Linked DNA regions of Homo sapiens: region 2 is linked to region 1. Evidence: chromatin contacts called from ENCODE Hi-C or POLR2A ChIA-PET data. All regions are on one chromosome and are shown on one strand. Each heading gives the region's core, a stretch centred on a gene start or an enhancer-like site at or near the end of the contact. The rest is flanking DNA. Distances are from core to core; before and after follow the strand shown. Region 1 overlaps ADAMTS9-AS2 (ADAMTS9 antisense RNA 2). Region 2 overlaps ADAMTS9-AS2 (ADAMTS9 antisense RNA 2).

What was found. Hi-C counts contacts between places; a loop is a spot of excess contacts on that map. ChIA-PET counts read pairs that join two places held with the same protein, here RNA polymerase II (POLR2A). Pooled maps may share reads with other maps.
Region 2: a map of endothelial cell of umbilical vein shows a loop between it and region 1 (4-fold over the local background). The contact joins two enhancer-like sites. A Hi-C loop is called at or near these places in 5 of 168 maps with a recorded cell type or tissue (ascending aorta, endothelial cell of umbilical vein, gastrocnemius medialis and 2 more) and 3 of 50 pooled maps. POLR2A ChIA-PET finds 5 or more read pairs at or near these places in 2 of 52 experiments (activated T-cell and endothelial cell of umbilical vein).

Annotation. Positions count from the first base shown.
Region 1 is chr3:64,906,566-64,910,853 of GRCh38, reverse strand. All of the region lies in intron 4 of ADAMTS9-AS2 (ADAMTS9 antisense RNA 2), which reads right to left. The region is part of intron 2 of LOC105377124 (a long non-coding RNA gene); the gene reads left to right. Among named protein-coding and RNA genes, the nearest start is that of ADAMTS9, 220 kb to the right of the region's middle. Within about 2 kb of position 2,418, at least 3 of the 41 ENCODE cell types and tissues checked have a DNase peak (open chromatin) inside an H3K27ac peak, as active enhancers do; they include endothelial cell of umbilical vein and heart right ventricle, where a contact is called at or near this core.
Region 2 is chr3:64,953,248-64,957,491 of GRCh38, reverse strand. All of the region lies in intron 4 of ADAMTS9-AS2 (ADAMTS9 antisense RNA 2), which reads right to left. The region is part of intron 1 of LOC105377124 (a long non-coding RNA gene); the gene reads left to right. Among named protein-coding and RNA genes, the nearest start is that of LINC02040, 220 kb to the left of the region's middle. Within about 2 kb of position 2,436, at least 9 of the 41 ENCODE cell types and tissues checked have a DNase peak (open chromatin) inside an H3K27ac peak, as active enhancers do; they include endothelial cell of umbilical vein and heart right ventricle, where a contact is called at or near this core.

The sequences.
Region 1 (4,288 bases), core at 1,169-3,668:
TAGGGCAAAGAGAAATTTAATCTTTTCTCCAGCCTTCTCATAGTTAGTGATGGTTTGAGCCACACTCTTAAACACTCACATTCAATTAAGCTTGGCAAAGACAAATTTCACTTCCTTAGTCATTGATAGCCCATGGCTCTAAGCGGTCCTATCCACAGCTCCTTCACATCACCATCTCCTCTTACCACGCTGTCCCTTATCTTTTGAGGCTCCTGATATGTTAGGTACCTACCATCCAATCTTATCCATGTCTTCAAAATTTATCTCCAATGACCACTAAAATACTCCTTAAGACTTGAACTCCATCTGCTGCCAGCCTGACCAGTTATGTTCAATTACGTTTGTGACACCAGGCAAATGACTTTAACTTAAGGGTCTTGATTTCACCATCTGTAAATGGAAATGATGACAATATGTGCCCTTTCTACCTTAATTCAATTCCACCCAAGCATAAGCCACAGGCTCAGTACTAAGCTTGGGGAGTTGGGGGATGCAAAGAATGTGAAACCTCCCAGGGAGAGTATGTTGAGGGGAGGGGAGGGGATCTTTAAGGAGGCGGCAAATTCCTTGTTTTTATAAGCCAGCCCAGCTCCAGTTTTCCAGCAGCCTGCAAGAATGCTGCAGAGTGTGAGAGTGGGCTGAAGAGGGTCTGGACAACATCACCGAAGGGCAATCATTAGCCCTGGTATTTGGCCTGGGGATAGAGGGAGCTAAGAAGTCCATGTGTGGCAGCACATTATGAAGTTGAAAGTTTCTACTAGAACTGGCTCTCCAAGGGGCAATCAGTAATAAACGTGATTTGGACTTGTTAGGAGACATCATCAGAACTGACTTGGTCCCCAGAACTCCAAGCTATTCTCTCTGGTAATTATGGAACATGAAGCACTTGTACTTTATTTTTATCATGGCTAAATTGAGCAATCAATTTCAGACAGTCCATGAATAAGGAGGTTGCTTCTGGGAAGATGATCCCCATAGATTATCATTAAGCACTGAAACTGATGCTTAGAAAATAAAGCAACAAGATGGCAGGAATGTTTAAAATGATCCCTCATGGAAGACTCGTCTTTCCCCTCCCTTGCTAATCTCCTGCCTGCTTTTGAGCCTGTCAGCTGCATTTCCCTCTTTCCATCCATACTGACTCTGGCTGTTCAACTATTTCATAGTGAGAGGAGAAACTCCTGGAATTGGAAATGACAAAAGAGAACCCACGATGATGGTGGGACTTTCTTTTCAGAATCTCAGATCCTCATGGAAATGAGTGATTGCTGAGCATTACACTCTTTGTGCTCAGAAATACTAGGAATTAAATCGTTGAAAAAGCATGGCCCACAAATGGCTGCTTCCCCTCTTCCCAACCATTAACAAGATAATAAATATAAATATGGTGCTAGTGTGGGTGGAGGGCGTCTGACTGGGGAACGTATAGGGGTCACTGAGGCGCATGCCCAAGGAGACTCGTGGAGACTGACTGGCACATGTGAATTCGGGCATGAGTTTGGTCAGTTATCTCATAGCAAAAGATGTGTCATATGTTACGGATCTGTGTGATAAGTCGTGTTTCCCTTGACTGCTGTGCGGAGTCCCACTCCTTCTTGCTTTTCCTAAGTCTTTTCTATAGTTTCTAGAAACACAATAAGGGGAATGGAAAGACATGTAGTTTGAAACAGATAAAACTTGAGGTTCATATCTTGGCTGGGCCACTTATTAACTAGGTCTCAGTTTTCTTAACTGTTCAGCAAGGAAGTGTTACTTAGTTCATCGGATTCTTGTGAGAAATAAAGGAAATGACGTATGTTAAGGACCTAGATTATACTAGGTACTCAAAAACGGTCATTGTTATTTTTTAGTCAAATAAAAGTGAAATGATACTGATGCTCTAGTGAAATCTCTCTATTAAAGATACCTAACCATATACCCCATAAAGGAGAGCTGGTCCTTATTATACCCGGTAACAAGTAACAAACAGAAGTGATTATAATTTCAACTTGTCACTTTTTCTAGGTGGAGCCTCTGACCATTCAAACTTTTTTGCAGTGCAAAAAAGAAGGCAGGAATACCTTAGTACATGGACTTACAGGGATTCAGATTTGATTGTAGATAAACGATTTTTAAAATAATTCTTGTGAACACGGGGTTAACAGCCCTCAGGAGTGCAGTTGATCTGTTTCACGTTATCATTTCTTGATTTCTTAAAACCAGTGACTCAAACTGGGCTGCCCTTTTAGCCTGGGAAATCCCTAAAGCGGAAACGGAGGGGGAAAAAGCCCTTTGTGATTTTTCAAAATGAATCACCAGTGATTAGGGCTAATTTCAATGCTGGATTCATTCAAGTATGTTACCTTGAGAAGTGGAAGCACCCTTGCCTTTCCCTTTTCCTTTCTTTGTTTGCCTCCCAGGCAGGACTCACTCACTTCCACCCACCCCTCACCTCTCACACAAAGACCTTCAGAGTTGGGAAGCTTTAGCAGCCTCCCTAGGGAAGAGTCTAGCGGAACCTGCTTACTCCAGCCCCACCCTCTAGTCTCTTCTGGCAGGTGTTAGTTGGCTAAGTTTTCCCTCTGTGCAATTTTGATGTTTTGCTTTTCCTCTCTTTCCGTAACCCCCGCCCCTCCACCATTAGCTAGGTAATCATCATTGTTCTGTGATGTTAGCAAATGCTTGGGTGGGTGAAACCTGCCCTTGTGATGAAGAGGCTCTGAGAATCCTTGGCTAATTGTGTTAAAGTCAAAGAAAGCTCTTTACACATCCATAAGTAGGCTTTAGAGCTGGATAGAAAAAAGAAGAAGAAGATAAACAAGGGCAAACAGTGCGATTCAATTAGGCTAGGCTTCTGCAGTGGTCTGTTTGGACCACTTGGAGATGTGTTGAGGAGAAGCAGAGCTGTGATTTTCCTTCCCATCTTCCTGCTTTCCCTCTGTTCCAGGGAATAGACACAATAGTGCTTTGAGGAGGGAAAGCTAATGTTGAGACAGAATTTTTAAATTCAATACAGCATGACTCAATTCAGCCAACCATCCCTGAGCACCAGTTCTCGGAGTTACATGGCTGGTTCAGACCCTGTCCCTGCCATCCTAGGGCTGCCTCCTAGGAAGGGAGAAGGACATGAAGACATTTATGTTAAGAACACATCTGCCTGTTAATGGCCCACCTGGTGCTCAGAAAATATGAACATTCACCCCACCTGCACAAATTCTGATATAAAACCGTAGAAAGCAAACTATTATTTACTTACTATTTTTCTTTATTCTCTCATTTTAAAATTTAGATTCATCCTAATCAATATTCTCTGGGAAATTATGGGCAGGATATATGGTTACAATGTTACAAATGCACATTAAAATAAATGAATAAGCAAGTAAACCTGTTCATCTGAGCACCCCGTACTCAAGGCACCTTATGTATTCTTAGCAATGTCACAGGGAATCATTGCCATGTGATGTGCTGCGCATAGGTACCTGACAGAGGTCTTCCAGAGGCTGATGGAAATGGAACCAGGGAGCAGGGCAGAGGCAGAGAGAGGAAGAAACTGGAAGATGGAGGACTTCCCTGAGAGCTCTGAGCTTTCATCCTCAGGACCCCCATGGGAGTTTCTTATGGATTTCTGGTAGAGAAAAGTGCTCCAGACAAAAGTGACAGAGAGCACTAAGCTTAAAGTACTAGGGGAAGGAGTAAGGAAAGGAGTAGAAGATTCATTAATTCATTCCATAATGAGGAATGAATTCATTAATTCATTCTATATTGGAATGAATTTATATATATATATGAGATATATATATCCCCTATAAAGTAGGGGAACCTACTTTGTAACCACATGTCTGCCCGTCTGTTAGTTCTCTACATGATACTGGAGGCTATACCAGGAAGTATGATAAATGGTCTTGCTCTCAAGTTGCTTGCAGTCAAGTTAGACAGGTGACACACACACAAACACACACACACACACACTCTCTCTCTCTCTCTCTCAGGCATCCAGAGATAAGCATTCAAAGAGAATGTATGCTTAAGGACCAAAATAGCAACACTGAGAGTTACTGTGAGTTCAGAGGAAAAACTTCTGTAGATAGCACAGGCTGAGAAAGGCCTCCCAAAAGCAGGGGGTCTTTAAAGAATGGAGCAGAACGTGGAGAGTAGAAGTAGTTCAGGCTGGAGAAACACATCAGAAGCAACAGCTGCACATGTAACCTGTATCCCCCTCACTGCAACCTTGGATTGGACCAATCACAGCTTCTAATTCCAGTTCTCAACCCAGTGTCCCGAATGGATACTAAAGGGTCTGTGAATTCAT
Region 2 (4,244 bases), core at 1,187-3,686, 47 kb before region 1:
TCGATTACAGCATCTCACTTTGGTTTGCCTTTTGTCCTCTCTTTCTCCCTCCAGCAGTTGCTGTCTCTCTCTGTCTCCGATAAAATCATTTCCAAACGTTTTCAGGGATTCCATTTTTCTAAGTTCACGTCAGGTGCCATGGAAAGGTTGACCCCACCACTCATTGCAAACAAGTCTCTGGTGTCGGTGCATTTTCTAATTAGTGGGTGTCTAAGTTGATCTCTCAGATTTCCTTCCGTCCTTCTGAAGAACCTAATTTCAAACCCTCAAGGCTGACTGTGTTCACCAGAGCCAAAGGTTCACATTTCCGAAGTCCACGTTCAGCCTTAAGAAAGATGTTAGTGTGACACAAATTGGCATTTTCTTGGCAAGTTTTTTTGCTCACAGCAAATTCTTTATTCCTTGGAAGGAAGCTGAGAGTTGAAAACCCCTTCTAGCTATTTCCTTAGAGACACTCTGAATTCGGGCAGCAACGTGATCTGAATCTTGAAATGTTTATCTTCCTCCACCGTTTTTCATTTCTTGAATCCTTTCTTGTGTCCTTTATTCTTCATATAAACATCCACATATGTAACTTCACTTTTAGGTGGGTCTAGCTATAAGGAAAATCAAAGGAGACAGAGAAAGCACGTTTACACACCCCATATCGAGTGTTCTTGCTTTTCTTCTGCCAATTCCCTCCACGCATGGCTGTTTTCACAATGGGTGATATCACCCAACAGCTGTCTTGGACTGGAAACTAAAATGCTTGTAGAATTTCAGTTTTTTGTCTTACCTACTTAAATTTGTCCCTTTTCCAAAAACACTAAAAAAATAAAAAAAAAGAATAGTTGCCTTCAGTGGGAAATTATTCCTATAACTGAAAATAAGTTGTTTTATAACTTACTCTGCTAAGGTTTTGTTGTAATTGCCCCTAATTCTAAATTTGCTTTCGAGAATCATTAACTGTGATTATATGGACATGAGCTTTTATATTTGGTATTTGATAAAACAAGAAAATTGATTTTGTAAAAATCTGTTTTCCATCTGCAATTTGTGAGCAGGAAATGGGTGGAAAGAAGTAATGCGTTACCTGCCTGGTGTTCTCAGGCTGACCTAAACCAGAACTTCAATATCTCATGTACTGCCTATTGGTTGTTTAGCCTATGGATTTGCTGAACCCAGTGAGCAGAGATCTCTGTGCTTCATTCTAGGTAATTAATCTGGTTATTTACTGATGTCCCTCGACCTCCCTCCTCTGAAAACAGCAGGTTCCTTCATTATCATCAAAAATTGCTTCCTCACTAAAGTCTTGATTTCTGAGATTCTTATTAGGTTGGTGCAAAAGTAATCGTGGTTTTTGCCATTACTTTTAATACTTTTCTACCTGTTTTTCCATTGTCTTATCTTGGGTCCCATCCTCATTACAATATCTGTCCACTGACCCTTTCCCCTACTTTGAACATTATGTTATTCCCAAAAAAGTGTACTCATGACAGAGTGTGAAGATCTCCAATGAGTACCACTCCTGAAATCCACAGACTACCACTGTTTCACAGTGGGTACCTGCAGACATTGCTTACTGCTCCACAGATTTTCACAAGTTAAACAAATCTATTTAACCAGCACCTAGATCAAGGACAATTTCTGAATTTTTATAGCCGCTGGACAGAATAATGTCTGTTGAAACTAATAAAAAATGGGGCTTATATTTTGTCTCTTTATTCCATTTGTAATCATTCAATTTTCTTGAATTTAAAAAAATGTATTGGCCTGTGAATCGTTACAAATAAATAACCAAATAAAATGAAACAAAACTGGTCCTTCGCCTCTGATCATTTGAAAAGAACTGATCTAGATGACCTGAGAACCCCTATCAGATTTTGTGTCTGGTTATTTTCAGCTGCTAATTTGAGCTTTCCTCTGAGAACCAGCCCTTCACGTGAGGCCCAGCTTTCTGAACAGTCAGGATAACACCCCTGCTCATCAGAGGCTGCTTCACTCTCCCAAGAGTCCATGTCTGTGGGCTTAAATAGAGTTAACACAATGGGTCTGTTCAGGGCCTTGAGTTGATTTCCTTGGGGTCCCTGCCTTGCAAATATCAGTGGGGCTTGGATACAACAAGGAAAAGAGTCCCTGGCTGAAGGCCAACCTCGAGTGTAATGATTACATCATAGTATACACTATAGAAATTATCTTCCTGGTTCTTATACAGAAGCTGACAGTCAGTACTGGACTTTTCCTCCTCATGTGCCAAGATTATCTGCCAATGTCAACTTTTCCTGTTGTGAATGGGTACAAGTTGTGATATTGCCATTCAAGGACTTCCAGTAGCAGTAAGAGGAAAATTATGAACCAGCTCCCCTCAGAGAGGAAGTGCCTTTGCAAACAGGTCGTCAGTCATGAGCATAGTGGCTGCCTCCTTCCTCCCAGGAACAGCCCTGCCTCCTAAATTGCTGACTCTCCCCTCACAGGCTGTTTGGATTGGCATGACTGTAGGACGTGTGATAGAGGCAGCGTTTGGCATATTCCTACTTATCCTACAAGCACTTTGGGAAAGAATTAACTATGTGTATTTTCCTGGAAAGACATAATTTCCGTTGCTCATTGATTGTGTCTTTAATTTATAACAAATGCCTTGAAAATGGGACACATGTGATGTTATAAGCCTTCTACAAGCCTCATTCTCTAGGTTTTTTAATTCCTTCAGGAATGAATTATTAGAATGGAAGAGGTGAGACACAGAGGCATAAATTTGGAAGAGCCCTTTCTGATCAGCTAACAAATTTCTCTCCCATTTTTTGGATGGTAAAACTGAAGCCCAGAGAAGGCATGTGACTTGACAAAGATGAGTTTCCAAAATACAAATTGGATTTCAGGGCTTTATGTTTTTATTTTTATTTTCCTAAGCTTGTGATGCAAGTAGGATATACCTACAAAAAAGTTACATGTAGCAACTGTAAAACTCAACACAATTCATAAACACATCCAGGCAACCAGCATCCAGATCAAGAAGCAGAACAATCCTGAGCCTGACAAAGCCTTTATAATGCACCTAAGCTACTGCTTCCTCCTAAGGGTAACAACTATTCCACCTTCTAGTATCATGTGTTATTTTTGCCTTTTAATGAACTTTCAATAAATGGAATTAGAGTGTGTTACTCTTGAGTCAGGCTTCCTTCATTCACCACTGTCAATGAGATTCATCCATTATTACATTTCATTTTAATGCATTGCTTTTCATTGCTGTATGTCATTCTTTTGTGTGAATATAGCAGACTATTCATCTTTTCAACCACTGATGGACATTTAGGTAGTTTTCAGTTTAGGCCACTTAATGGCGCCACTAAGATTATTCCTGTACATATCTGTTGTGAAAATATGTATAATTGGATTGGGTTTTACTCCTACTTTGTGTCTAATGATGCTCCCCAAAAATGTTAATAGAAGCAACTGTCAAAATTGTGTGCAGGTGTTTGAGGTGTATGAGACTGTTCCTGCATGCATTTCTGTCTGTGCCAACCATCCAAAGGGGACCATTTGAGGAATTACAGTAGCCTCATGACAGCCACCAATATAACATTTGTGGTTGGGAATATTTGCAAGTACTCTTAAAATCCAAAATAATCAGTTGACATTTTGTTTATCTCAAATTGTGAGTGATTTCATTATTAGCTTTTATTTTTATTTATTTTTAATTACAACTAATATATAAATTCATTCTTGTTCCATACACATGCTTAACAATAATACTAACACTATAATATTGGCGTCATGATCCCAAGGATTTTGGTCTGTTCATCACAGGGGTAGCATCAGTGCCTGACAGAGAAGGTGCTAAATAATATTTTTTGAATGATGGGTGGTTCTCTTGGCTATTGCTCCCCATCCCTAGAACTTCCCCAGAAGTAGTCTCATCTTTGAGTCTTTTGTGTACCTCCACACTGTTTTTTCTATACAATCGTGTGTGTGTGTGTGTGTGTGTGTGTGTGTAATTGGATGATGCCATGCTGTATGGGTTTTCTAAATTAACAGTATGTCTTATGCATTTTATTTGTTGTCAGTCATAGAAATTTACCTTTTCGTGAGCTGTGTAATATTCCATGGTATGGACATATTACATTTCTGCGATTTCCAATTTTGGGCACCATAAATTATGCTGCAGTGAACACTCTTGTGAATATAAGTGTTTCCTGGTGGTAGACAGCAAGAACTAGAATTGCTGGCTCACAGGTGGTATACATTTTTAATTCTTTCAAATCACC